Regions from separate parts of the Homo sapiens genome. Here region 1 is linked to region 2. The links are chromatin loops, found by intact Hi-C in ENCODE. Cell type or tissue: HepG2. All regions are shown on one strand. Links, peaks and the distances in the headings refer to the core of each region. The heading gives the core; the rest is flanking DNA. Region 1 overlaps FAT1 (FAT atypical cadherin 1). Region 2 overlaps FAT1 (FAT atypical cadherin 1).

The links. Peaks named below come from ENCODE experiments on the same cell type or tissue, not always from the same donor. Only the 100,000 strongest peaks of a DNase experiment are listed, where the experiment ranks them.
Region 1: it touches region 2 in a loop (5-fold over the local background); 1 of 110 quality-filtered maps calls a loop at or near these places.

Annotation. Positions count from the first base shown.
Region 1 is chr4:186,716,240-186,722,433 of GRCh38, reverse strand. The region is part of intron 1 of FAT1 (FAT atypical cadherin 1); the gene reads left to right. Among named protein-coding and RNA genes, the nearest start is that of FAT1, 4.5 kb to the left of the region's middle. In HepG2, for the core only: a CTCF peak has its summit at 2,302 (motif pointing right); a DNase peak (open chromatin) is centred at 2,299.
Region 2 is chr4:186,601,463-186,607,656 of GRCh38, reverse strand. It overlaps FAT1 (FAT atypical cadherin 1), which reads left to right. Exons shown (of 27, transcript NM_005245.4): 17 at 1,444-1,587; 18 at 3,083-3,280; 19 at 3,680-4,481; 20 at 4,623-4,754. Among named protein-coding and RNA genes, the nearest start is that of MTNR1A, 49 kb to the right of the region's middle. RefSeq lists an enhancer at 3,343-4,542. In HepG2, for the core only: no CTCF peak of the experiment used is centred there; a DNase peak (open chromatin) is centred at 3,326.

The DNA of each region.
Region 1 (6,194 bases), core at 1,329-3,828, 120 kb before region 2:
GTATAAGCCTTGAGTGATGCTAAACATGGCATTTAACAAGCTCAAGGTAAGGTTTGATTTGAATGAAGTTTGCATTTGTATAACCATTTTTTGAAAAATGAACACCTTAAATGAGCCAAATTCTTTGGCACTCTGGAAAGAAGTGTGGTTGTTAGAGGACTTTATAAAATCATTTCGGGCCACCTGTATATTCATTTGTCTCTTTTGAAGTATCCCCGTTGGGTTCTCATCATGTTAGTAGATCATTTAAATCCATGGTCCGGACAGGTGCCAACAGAAAAATGTTTAAAAATTATGGCCGGGCGTAGTGCCTCACGCCTGTAAACCCAGCCCTATGGGAGGTCGAGGCGGGCGGATCACCGGAGGTCGGGGGTCCGAGACCAACCTGACCAACATGGAGAAACCCCGTCTCTACTAAAAATACAAAATTAGCGGAGTGTGGTGGTGCATGCCTGTAATCCCAGCTACTTGGGAGGCTGAGGCAGGAGAATCGCTTCAACCCGGGAGGCGGAGGTTGTGGTAAGCCGAGATCGTGCCATTGCAATTCAGCCTGGGGAAAAAAAAGAAAAGAAAAAGAAGAGAAGAAAAATCTTTAAAAATTATGCACAAACTAATTCTGTTTTCATTCCCCTGATCATCCTCTACCTTTCCATTGCCTTTAGACTTTGCTTTGAGGTCCCTTTGAAGCAGTCGTTTCTTTGAATGTTAGAGGTGGATAGGATCTTAGAGATTATGTTTTAACACTTTACCCGCTTGCTTTCCACCCAAGTTTGGCTGATTTTACGTAGAATCAATCAGCCAAATCAAATTAGTACATTATTATTGCATTAGATTCTGTCTCAGTGGCATAATTTGTAGCCTAAAGGACCTGATTTAATAGCAGGGAGCCGTAAGGCTGGATGTGCTGTTTAATCTTTATGAGTGGGATTTGCGCTAGATAATTGTTCTTTTGACCAAATTATGTAGAAGTTGAAGCCAAACTCTATCTTTTGGTCTCACTTAATTGTTCAGTTTGCAAGTGCTTATTTATCCTTAGACACTGGAGAAGAGTTTTTGAAATGAGTGATATACATCAGTTAAGATCAGGAAGTTGCCATTTTCTCATACCTGAGGGGAACTTTTCATTTCAAAAATATATTCTGATGAGGAATCTGCATATTTCACTCTTTTAAGTTTTTTAAGTCATCTTTTACTGTAAGTCCCAGATTTAAATACATTGCCTGAATTCTTGCTTAATTCCAAGGGTTCATTATGTATGTGAAGATAAGTCTATAAAGTAAAAATAATAAAGGCTTCTATACACTGCTTAGGAAATATTAGTCATGATTTAATCTGTATCCTTCATAGAATATTAAGGTTAGAGCTTTGTGATAATCTGCAACACAGACACTGATCTGGCATTATCTATAGCCAATTTTGAGGCAGCGTAAGGTGGGTGGTGACCTCTTTCTGAGCTATTGGAAATGAGTCCTCTACAGAGCAGCCACCTGCAGTGTTGTTACCAGCCTCGTGGTTGTGCCTGGATTTTCTGTTAATTTGAGAAGGATGGATGTTTTATTTTCCTATGTTATCCCTCTCTATATCCCCTCCCCAACACAGTCCTGCCTCACATTTCTCACTCTTAACGCTTTATTCATCTGTCCATTTACCAATCCAACAATAGTGGACCTCCTCTGTGTCAAACATTGGGCCAGACACAACATCTAGTGCTGAACAAATCGTGTTTCCTGCCCTCAAGCAGCTCGTAGTCTGATAAGGGAGAGGACAAGTACACAGTCTCTTATAGACCAGTGTGATAAGAGATCCATTCAGGTCAAGGTGGTCCATAGCAGCACCTCAGTGAGCTGGGGGATCTGGGGCAGGTGGATTTAGGATAATGTGAGTTCTGAGGGAAGTGTGAATCAGAGGGGAACAATTCAAGCAGAGGAAATGATGTGTGCAAAGCAAGTTATAGAAAGCATAGTGTGGCTTGTGGTGTGATGAGTGGAGAGAAATTCTGAAGACCTCACCGTACCATGTTATCTTAGGAAAAGGATTGGCTTCTTTTTTTTGTCTAGGTAGAACATAGAGAATCTTGACTATGACTTAAATAATCTTATTAAAAAAGGGAGGATTGTTTTTATGAGGCAGAGGTTAAGGAGAGAGAAAAAGAAAGAAACGTTGAAGAGAAAGGTGAAAACAAATAAGCTGTATGTGAGGAGTGGAGGGCAGGAAACAAAGAAAATAGTAATGTTTGCATTATCTTTCGGAAGGGAAGAGGTCAAGATGTTACATTACTTTAGAGCCTTCACCACTAGGTGGTGTTATTGGCTCAAGACAGCTTGGTTACTGAACTTGTTGCAAGTCTGGGAAGTATGCCTTTTTGTTTTGAAATAAGAAGTAGTGTTGGGAAATTAGGAAATTAGTTAGAGGTTAGATTATCAAAGGTCTTTAATGCAAGGTTAAGAATCATATACTTAGCAGGCTAAGGGGAAATACTGAATATTTTCAAGCTAAAGAATAATATCACAAAGAAGTTTGAATAGGTTGACTGGGATTGGGGGCAGAAAGCAGGAATACCAAAAGACTGTAGGAATACTCTGCATGAACAAAATACCCATTCTAACTAGGTGGTAGCAGCAGAAATGCAAAGGGAACCATTTTGAGAAATTGAGAAAGAAATGTCAAGTTTGGATAACTTTTGAGAAATGAAGGTTTGAGAGCCAGGAGGCTGTAAAGATTTTAGTCCATCCTTCAATTTCTCGAATACATAGAGTCGAAAGGATTAAGCAAGTTCCTTGAATTCACACAGTTGATTAGTGACAAAGCTGGAGCTAGGTTCCACATTTGATGTTCTCCCAACCCCTTCCTTTTTGTTTGATTTGTTAGTTTGCAAACTTGGTTGATTTGGGAAGTGGTGAGATTGGAAAATAACTGGAAGAGCTGTTATTTTGCAATGGCGAAAGGGTGAAAAGTCTATATAGTTGTCCCTTGGTCTCTAAGGGAGGTTTGGGATTTTATACCCAAATCTGAGAATGCTCAAGTCCCTGATATAAAATGGGGTACTATTTATATTTTTACTGTTTTATTGTTTATTTTAAAGACGTTCTCAACCTGAGGTTGGTTGGATCCATGGATGCAGAACTCTTATATAGTGAAGGCCAATCGTATAACTTAGGTTTGATGGTATTTTAGGAGGAATGTTACGAGGTGTTTGAGAGAGGTTAGAGCTGAAATTGCAGATTTGGTGCACTGATCCTTCATGATTTGAGGCAGAGTAGATGAGATCTTTAAGGGTGGTAATAAATGCATGTGGAGGAAGAGTTGGAAGACAAGTTTGTAATGCCAGAGTTGTAGGTGAGTCAGTGTAGAGTATAAAAGAGTATGGAAGAGAATCAGGAGAATGTTGTCATTCATTTTTCATACCTGTGGATTGCCTCTTTGTTTTGGGGGACTCTGTGACCGAATGAAGGATCAGGAGTGTTGGGGAGGGGAGTGAGTGGTGTCAAAGGTGTCATGAAATCAAGGAGGATGAGCACTGAGAAAAGGTCATTGGTTTGACATTAGCTTGTGATGCGGGAACGGCTGTTCTGCCAGGGTGGACCTGCAGGATCTCTGTGGAGCAGCGTTTGGCGGAGAGGGAGTTCTAAGGAAGCCAGGGCGGTGCTGTGAAACTCCTTTTCTTGCGATCTTTGCCAGTATAAAAAAAGAGAAGAATAAGAGTGTTTGTTTGAAAGAAGCAAAGGTTTGAATGAAGTTTATTTTATTTTATTTTATTTTATTTTTTTGAGACGGAGTCTGGCTCTGTCGCCCAGGCTGGAGTGCAGTGGCGCAATCTCGGCTCACTGCAAGCTCCGCCTCCCGGGTTCAAGCGATTCTCCTGCTTCAGCCTCCTGAGTAGCTGGGACTACAGGTGCATGCCACCACGCCCGGCTAATTTTTGTATTTTTAGTAGAGACGGGGTTTCACCATGTTGGCCAGGATGGTCTCAATCTCTTGACCTCATGATCTGCCCACCTCAGCCTCCCAAAGTACTGGGATTACAGGCATGAGCCACCGTGTCTGGCCAAGCTTATTTTTTAAGTAGGAGAAGAACCTGTGTGTGTGTATGGATTCTGCACAAGGTGTCAGGAGTGGGAGGAGCTGTAGAAGAGGCAGGATTTTGTGGTATCAGAGTATCTTTATTTGCAGCTAGGGTGGGTGGCATCTCTTCTGAGGTGTAAGAAGAGAGAACAGGTGAAGAGAACATTTTAAGAGGAGGAGGGAAGATGGACTTTTCTCCCTGAAGATTTCCGTTTTCTTGCTGTACATGGAACATTCACTTTCCTGGTCTGTCATTTAGTGAAGGGTTGACCGAATCTAATTATACAGGGAGCCCAATTCAACGTATAAAATAAAGTCTTACTTACCAACTTGGGAGTGGAAGAAGTGGCCATTGTTGATTATTGGCTACTCTGCCAAGATGTCATTTAAATTACTTCTGTTTGTGGAGAAAAATACATTAGATGAGATGATCTCCATTCACAAGAGGTCAACAGTCCATTGAGCTTCTCCTTGGGCAAAGTTTGTCCTGGAATGTGGATGAGGAGAAAGTGGTTGGAGGATAAGGAATATATAGAGAGGGGAAAGAAGAGAATAGCACAGGAATGCCTCACCCTGCCAGAAATAGACACACAGCCGCTGCCTACCTGTCCTGTCTTGTCGTTCCCAGGAGCACAGAACAACTAGAACCCGTCATCTTCGTAATGCCAACAGACATGTTTTATAGGTTCATGTAGATAACTAGGTTTTATATAGAGGCTGTTTGAAAAATAGGACATCTGTTTATCTTTCTTAAGGGCAGGAACACTTCAGGAATCTATTTTGGATTGATTAAATCATGTACATGGTGAAGTTTTCTGAAAAAGCCAGATTGTAGTTCCACACTGTCATTGTCAGTAAAGACCATTCTCAGGGTTAAATTGGAACCGGTGGTTGATCATGTGAAGGCAATATTTAAAGTATGTCTTGCTAGAGTTACCAGATTATTGCAGCCCCAGTCAAAGATAACAACATATAAATGGAGTTAGCAGAAGTGATTAAATGACATATACCAAGCCTAAGGCTGCTGCTCAATTTCTAGGGTCACAGCTTCCTCCGTTCATGCTGAAAATCATATGAAGATGGGTTGAAAAGAATTAGTGTACACCCAGAAAATAAACAGGATCTACTCATTAGTATTTCAGTGTAAGGATGAAAGCTTTTAAAAGTACCGACATGGCTATGATAATTGAACTAGAAAAATAGAGAGTTTTTTTTTTCCTGTTGTAAATTTTATTTGGAATGTCTGAAATTTTAGAAATCATTCAACATTCTTTTTAATATACAGTATTTTTAAAAAGCCATTTACGCTGGGTGCGGTGGCTCATGCCTGTAATCCCAGCACTTTGGGAGGCTGAGGTGGGTGGATGACTTGCAGCCAGGAATTCGAGATTAGCCTGGCCGTCTCTACTAAAATACAAAAGTTAGCTGGTCATGGTGGTGCATGCCTGTATTCCTAGCTACTCAGGAGGCTGAGGCATGAGAATCGCTTGAACCCAGAAGGCAGAGGTTGCAGTGAGCCACGATTGCACCGCTGTGCTCCAGTCTAGGTGACAGAACAAGACTGTCTCCAAAACAAACAAACAAACAAAAAAACTCGTTTACAATTCATAATCTCTTGACAACTTCATGATCCTGCTTTGAAAATGTGTTTGCCGGCCAGGCCCAGTGGCTCACAACTGTAATCCCAACATTTTGGGAGGTCCAGGCAGGTCGATCAGTTGAGCTCAGGAGTTCGAGACCAGCCTGGGCAACATGGTGAAACCCCATCTCTACAAAAATACAAAAAATTAGCTGGGCATGGTGGTACGCCCAGGTACCCCGGAGGCGGAGGCGGGAGGATCACTTGAGCCTGGAAGGTTGGTGCTGCAGTGAGCTATGATGGTGCCACTGCTCTCCAGCCTGGGAGATAGAGCAAGACCCTGTCTCGGGGGAAGAAAGATGCTTGCAATTTAGAGATCTCTTAAAAATACTTTAAAAATGTGACACTGAACTGAACTCGAAATTCCAAATTTTAATCATGAGTTAAATTCTACTGACGCTTTCACTATGTTGATAGAAAATGAGAGTGGAGAAGAGCACAGTGAGGGAGAACACAGAGTTCTCAACTTAATAATTTTGTGTTTTTATCATAA
Region 2 (6,194 bases), core at 1,880-4,379:
ATCTATTCACTCACCCATCTACATATCTATTCACTTACCCATCCATCCACCCCACCCATCCATCTATCCAGTCATGTGTCCATCCACCCACCACCCATCTATCCAGTTATCCATCCATCCACCTACCCACCTGTCCATCTAGTTATCCATCTACCCATCTATGTGGTTACCCATTTGCTCACCCACCCACCCACCCATGTATCCACTTACCCATTCATTCACCCATCTATACAGTTATTCATTCACCCATTTATCCATCCACCTATCTATCCAGTTACCCATCCACCCATCTATGCATCCATCCATTCATCCATCCATTCACTCATCTGTGCAGACTTATGTCCAGGAAGGGAAGCTGAGCAGGAACTACCTCAGAGAGGTAGGCCTGTGAAGGAGAACCAAAAGAAGCCTTCGATTTGGGAATGAGAAGGACACTGGTGATGATTAAGAATGAAATTTCAGAAGAATAATGGGTGTATCTAAGATTAAAGGAATTTGGGGGGAGATAGTGATGAGATACCTCATTAAATTCTTTAATTTCTCCTTTGATGTGTGAATGTTGAGAAGGGACTTTCTAAGGATTTGGGAAGCATGCTTAGGATTGCCCCCACTGTGGGGCAGAATAAATTTAGTATCTTTGACTAAAGAACCCAGATCCTTTAATACACTTCTGTCCATTGTGAGATACCAAAGGAGCTAGCCTGTGGTATTTCCCAAGCTAATGCGCCAGCAGAATTCTTTTTCATTGGAGCGTCTTGCAGGACTAACGTTCTGTAGAACATACTCTGGGATCTAGCCAGCTTTCTGGCTTCTCCCACAACTCATTCTAGAAGACAGAGCTTTATAGGGAACTGCCCTGAAAAAGAAGCTATCTCACTTGACTTTCTTTCTTTTGTGGGAGGTCCTGACAAGCTAATCCTGAGGGATTTAGACAGCTGAGTATAATCCGAGTGTGAAATTGAGGGGGAGGGTGATCTGGAGTGTCCTGAGGCATTGGAAATGAGTCAGCGCTAAGGTGCGGGAGGCAGCTCATGTCTGTCTACTTCCACTGAGAGCAAACTTGGGGCCCTAAGGAAGGCTGCTCCCATCTTACCGAAGCAACAGCATTTGAGATATGTTAACTTCTTGTCCTAATCATTTGTATTACTTTTATGTCTTAGTTTCTGTTAATAGAACTGCAAGATAAAAGACTTTTACAAAACAAGTACATATTTAAGAGGCATCAGAGAATCTAATCATTATTGGTAATTCTTGCTGTTGGGAAATGTGTATTACTTGCATGCACTCGTTTGTAGGAGATTAGGGCATCGCTCACAGGCAGGATGCAACAGATAGTGGTAGCTCACTGGGACCTGCCCGTCAGGACTCTCAGGAGGACACTCCTCATTGGAGCTCTGTCGGCCTTGTGAAAATGAACGTGCATTCTGTCTTTTGCCTGAAAAGATTTCAGGTTACACGCTCACGGTTCAAGCTTCTGATAATGGCAGTCCACCCAGAGTCAACACGACGACCGTGAACATCGATGTGTCCGATGTCAATGACAACGCGCCCGTCTTCTCCAGGGGAAACTACAGTGTCATTATCCAGGTGGGCTTCGAGTGCCAAGGTGGTCCTGGGGTTCTTTGAAATGAGCTTTTCCATTGGCCTCTGTTGCTTTTCTTTCTTATCCAAAGGTTTCTTTCTAGAAAAATGGGAAACGTAGAATTCAAGAAGTCGCTATCAGTATTAAAAGATGAGCATTTTAAAGATAAAGCCAAGCTTTTATCTCTTTCCTTTCCGTGCTTTGATTTTTGAGATATTCTCACTGTTCTAGGATTCCTAAGAGCTTATTGCTTAATCAGACCTGCTGCCACTGGTGCTTTTCCTCTGCCCTCTCCTCCCCCCTTGACCTTCCTCTTCCCTCTTGCTCTTCTTCTAGCCCCCAATCCTTCCTTCTCGCTCCATCTTCTACTCCACTTTCTTCACCCCACTCTTCTTCCTCCCTACTCCTCCTCCCTCCACCTCTTCTCCATTCCATTCCTCCTCCTTCTCTTCCTCCTCCCCACTCTTCCCTCCTCCCCACTCCTCCCTCCCATTCCTCCCCCCTCCCTCCACCTCTTCTCCATTCCTCCTCCTTCTCTTCCTCCTCCCCACTCCCCTCCCCACTCCTCCTCTTCCCTCCACCTCTTCTCCACTCCTCCTCTTCCTCCTCCCCACTCTGCCTCTTCCCCACTCCACCTCCTCCCCCAACCTCCTCCCTACTCCACTTCCTCCCCATTTCACTGTCTCCACTCTTTCTCCTCCTCCCTCCACCTCGTCGCCACTCCTCCTCATCACCCCTCCTCCTCACTACCCCTCCTCCTCCCCCTTCTCACTTTTCCTCCTCTTGTCAACCTCTTCTCTTTCTCCTCCCCACTCCTCCTCTTCCTTCCTCTCTTCCTCTTTTTTTTTTTTTTTTTTTCTGAGATGGAGTTACACTCATTGCCCAGGCTAGAGTGCAATGGCACGATCTCAGCTCACTGCACCCTCCACCTCCTGGCTTCAAACAGTTCTCCTGCCTCAGCCCCAAGTGCTGAGATTACAGGCACCCACCACCACGCCCGGCTAATTTTTGTATTTTTAGTAGAGACGGGGTTTCACCACGTTGGCCAGGCTGGTCTCGAACTCCTGACCTCAGGTGATCCGCCCGCCTCAGCCTCCCAAAGTGCTGGGATGACAGGCGTGAGCCACCGCGCCTGGCCTCGTCTCTTCCTTTTCTCCTCCAGTCCTCTTCTTCTCCTACACTCCTCCTCCTCTCTGCTCTTCCTCCTGTCCCCCACTCCTCCTCGTGTCTGCTTCCCCTCCTCCCTCTTCCTCCTCACACTCCCTTTCTTACCATGTTTCCTTCATCCTCCTTTTTCTTCCCTTTTCGCTACACCCCTTCTCCTTTCCCTCCTCCTCACCACCACACTCCCGTCTCCACCTTTCTTCTCTTCCTTTCAGATAGAGCAGAAAGGCTTTGTTTTGTATGTATTTTATATTATAGAAAACTCATGTGTCTGTCCCATATAGATTTGGCTGTGTTCCAGGATTTTTGTTTAATTTTGTTTCTAATCTTGTGCAGGAAAATAAGCCAGTGGGCTTCAGCGTGCTGCAGCTGGTAGTAACAGATGAGGATTCTTCCCATAACGGTCCACCCTTCTTCTTTACTATTGTAACTGGAAATGATGAGAAGGCTTTTGAAGTTAACCCGCAAGGAGTCCTCCTGACATCATCTGCCATCAAGAGGAAGGAGAAAGATCATTACTTACTGCAGGTGAAGGTATGAATGGCTTTCTTTGTGGTTTGGTTGTGGATTCATAGAGAAGAGCTGCTTGGCGTGGTTCCCCTCTTCTATTTGAACAGCTTACATTTCATACAAAAACAAACTTTCATAGAATTGCTGTCTTTGTTTTTTGCCATACCTTCCATTTTTATCCCGCTGTGTTTGAAGGAGCTCATTGTTGATTCTGTCATAGTCATTGACAGAGCTGGGTTTCAGTGTGAATTAGTGAAGTGCTATAAAGAAATTTGTCCTTTTCTTTGATACGTTTCTTGTGTGGAGAAATGAGTATCTACCAGTTAGTAATTTTTTGGGAACTTGAGTAATACAAATGTTTTTATTGAAGAAGTTATAAACAGTGCCATAGACAAAGGTGATTTTATTTTTCTTTTCTTGTAGGTGGCAGATAATGGAAAGCCTCAGTTGTCATCTTTGACATACATTGACATTAGGGTAATTGAGGAGAGCATCTATCCGCCTGCGATTTTGCCCCTGGAGATTTTCATCACCTCTTCTGGAGAAGAATACTCAGGTGGCGTCATTGGGAAGATCCATGCCACAGACCAGGACGTGTATGATACTCTAACCTACAGTCTCGACCCTCAGATGGACAACCTGTTCTCTGTTTCCAGCACAGGGGGCAAGCTGATAGCACACAAAAAGCTAGACATAGGGCAATACCTTCTCAATGTCAGCGTAACAGATGGGAAGTTCACGACGGTGGCCGACATCACAGTGCATATCAGACAAGTCACACAGGAGATGTTGAACCACACCATCGCGATCCGCTTTGCCAACCTCACTCCGGAAGAATTCGTTGGTGACTACTGGCGCAACTTCCAGCGAGCTTTACGGAACATCCTGGGTGTGAGGAGGAACGACATACAGATTGTTAGTTTGCAGTCCTCTGAACCTCACCCACATCTGGACGTCTTACTTTTTGTAGAGAAACCAGGTAGTGCTCAGATCTCAACAAAACAACTTCTGCACAAGATTAACTCTTCCGTGACTGACATTGAGGAAATCATTGGAGTTAGGATACTGAATGTATTCCAGAAACTCTGCGCGGGACTGGACTGCCCCTGGAAGTTCTGCGATGAAAAGGTGTCTGTGGATGAAAGTGTGATGTCAACACACAGCACAGCCAGACTGAGTTTTGTGACTCCCCGCCACCACAGGGCAGCGGTGTGTCTCTGCAAAGGTACTGCACATGAGTGTATGAAAGTCGGTGTCACAGATGGTTTCAGACGGCCTTTGAAGCCTTTGATGGCTATACATGAAAGGTGATGTTCTTGAAATGTCTGTTAATTATCTTTTCCCTTTCTCCCCTCTTTGAATGAAGAGGGAAGGTGCCCACCTGTCCACCATGGCTGTGAAGATGATCCGTGCCCTGAGGGATCCGAATGTGTGTCTGATCCCTGGGAGGAGAAACACACCTGTGTCTGTCCCAGCGGCAGGTTTGGTCAGTGCCCAGGTGAGAGTTGAATGGTTGGGTATACTTTTATTTTTAAAAATCGGTTTCATTGTTTCTTACCATTTTCTTCTTTATTGGAGTCTAAAAATATTGCAAAGTATGTTTATTGTAAGAAGACAGATGTGGAGATGAATAAAGAATGACAGTAGTAAGTTTTGCTTCCTCTTGTTACAGCACACCCCTTGGTTCATAGTTGGTGTCCCTCCTCCTGTGTCTTCAATGATTATATAGACATACAGCTAACAACGCAGTGCCATTATGTAGCAGTTTAATTTTCCTGGAAATTCAAGAGTGATCATATCTCACACAGTTCTCTCCCTGTTGCCTTTTCCCTCCACTTAGCAGTATGGTAAAGAGCACCTTTCGTATGGTTCCGAGCCAGTACCTTTAAACCTGATTCTTTTTGATAGCTGGATAATATTTTCTAGCATGGCTGTACTTATTCAACATTGTTCTTATGTGTAAAGATTCGAGTTGTTCTCTTTCTTTCAGATAAAGAAATCTTTATACATGTATCTTTACATACTGATGCGTTCATTTCTATACGGTGTATAGATTATAAAACTAGAATTTGCTATCTCAAACATCAATGACATTTTAAATTTTTTTGTATCACTATATTAGTTTTCCAAAAAGTCGTATTAATTTTTATTTCTCCCAGTTATGTATGAAGGTTTCACTCTCCATTCTTTTGACATCATTGAACATTTTCGATTATAAAACAAATTCCCCACCATCTATTTTATGGGTGTGAAGTGATATCTAATTATTATTTTAATTTGCATTTCTCTGGCTACTTTAAAAGTTTTCATCTCATTTGTTCATTTCCTATCAGTATTGCCTCTGCTGTGGCCTCTACCTGTTCATGTTGTTTGATGGTCTGGGTTATTTGTTTCTTAGTATCAATGTGTAGAGTTACTTGTGTATTAGGAGTATTAACATTCACAGTGTTGCAGTTACCTCTGTCTTTATATCATTTATATTGATGTTATCTTTTGATTTGTTAAGTATGCCTCTTGTCATTTTGAAATTCAATTGTTATTTAGTCAGTTCTACATAATTTTATGTAACAGTTGCCATCTGTGGAGATTGATGACATTTGCATCTTCTTTGGGGAATGGGGATTGTTTTATTTTGCTTGAGAAGGTTTCTTAAATCACCTTGAGGCTATGTATAACTATTTTCTGAAATTTTCTTCTAATAATTTTATACTGAACATTTTTATATTTAATCTTTCATTACTTTAGAATTCATTTCTCTGTGATGCAGTCGTCAAATTTATTCTTTCCAAACAGAGAGCCAGTCATGCTGGGCTTTTCATTAAGCAAATAGACGTTTTCCCACAGAATTGGATAGTAAAATGTTATCATCTTAAATAAAACCCTAAATCAGTCTCAAGGGGTGCAGGGGAGTCATACTTTAAAAAATATGCTTAAACTT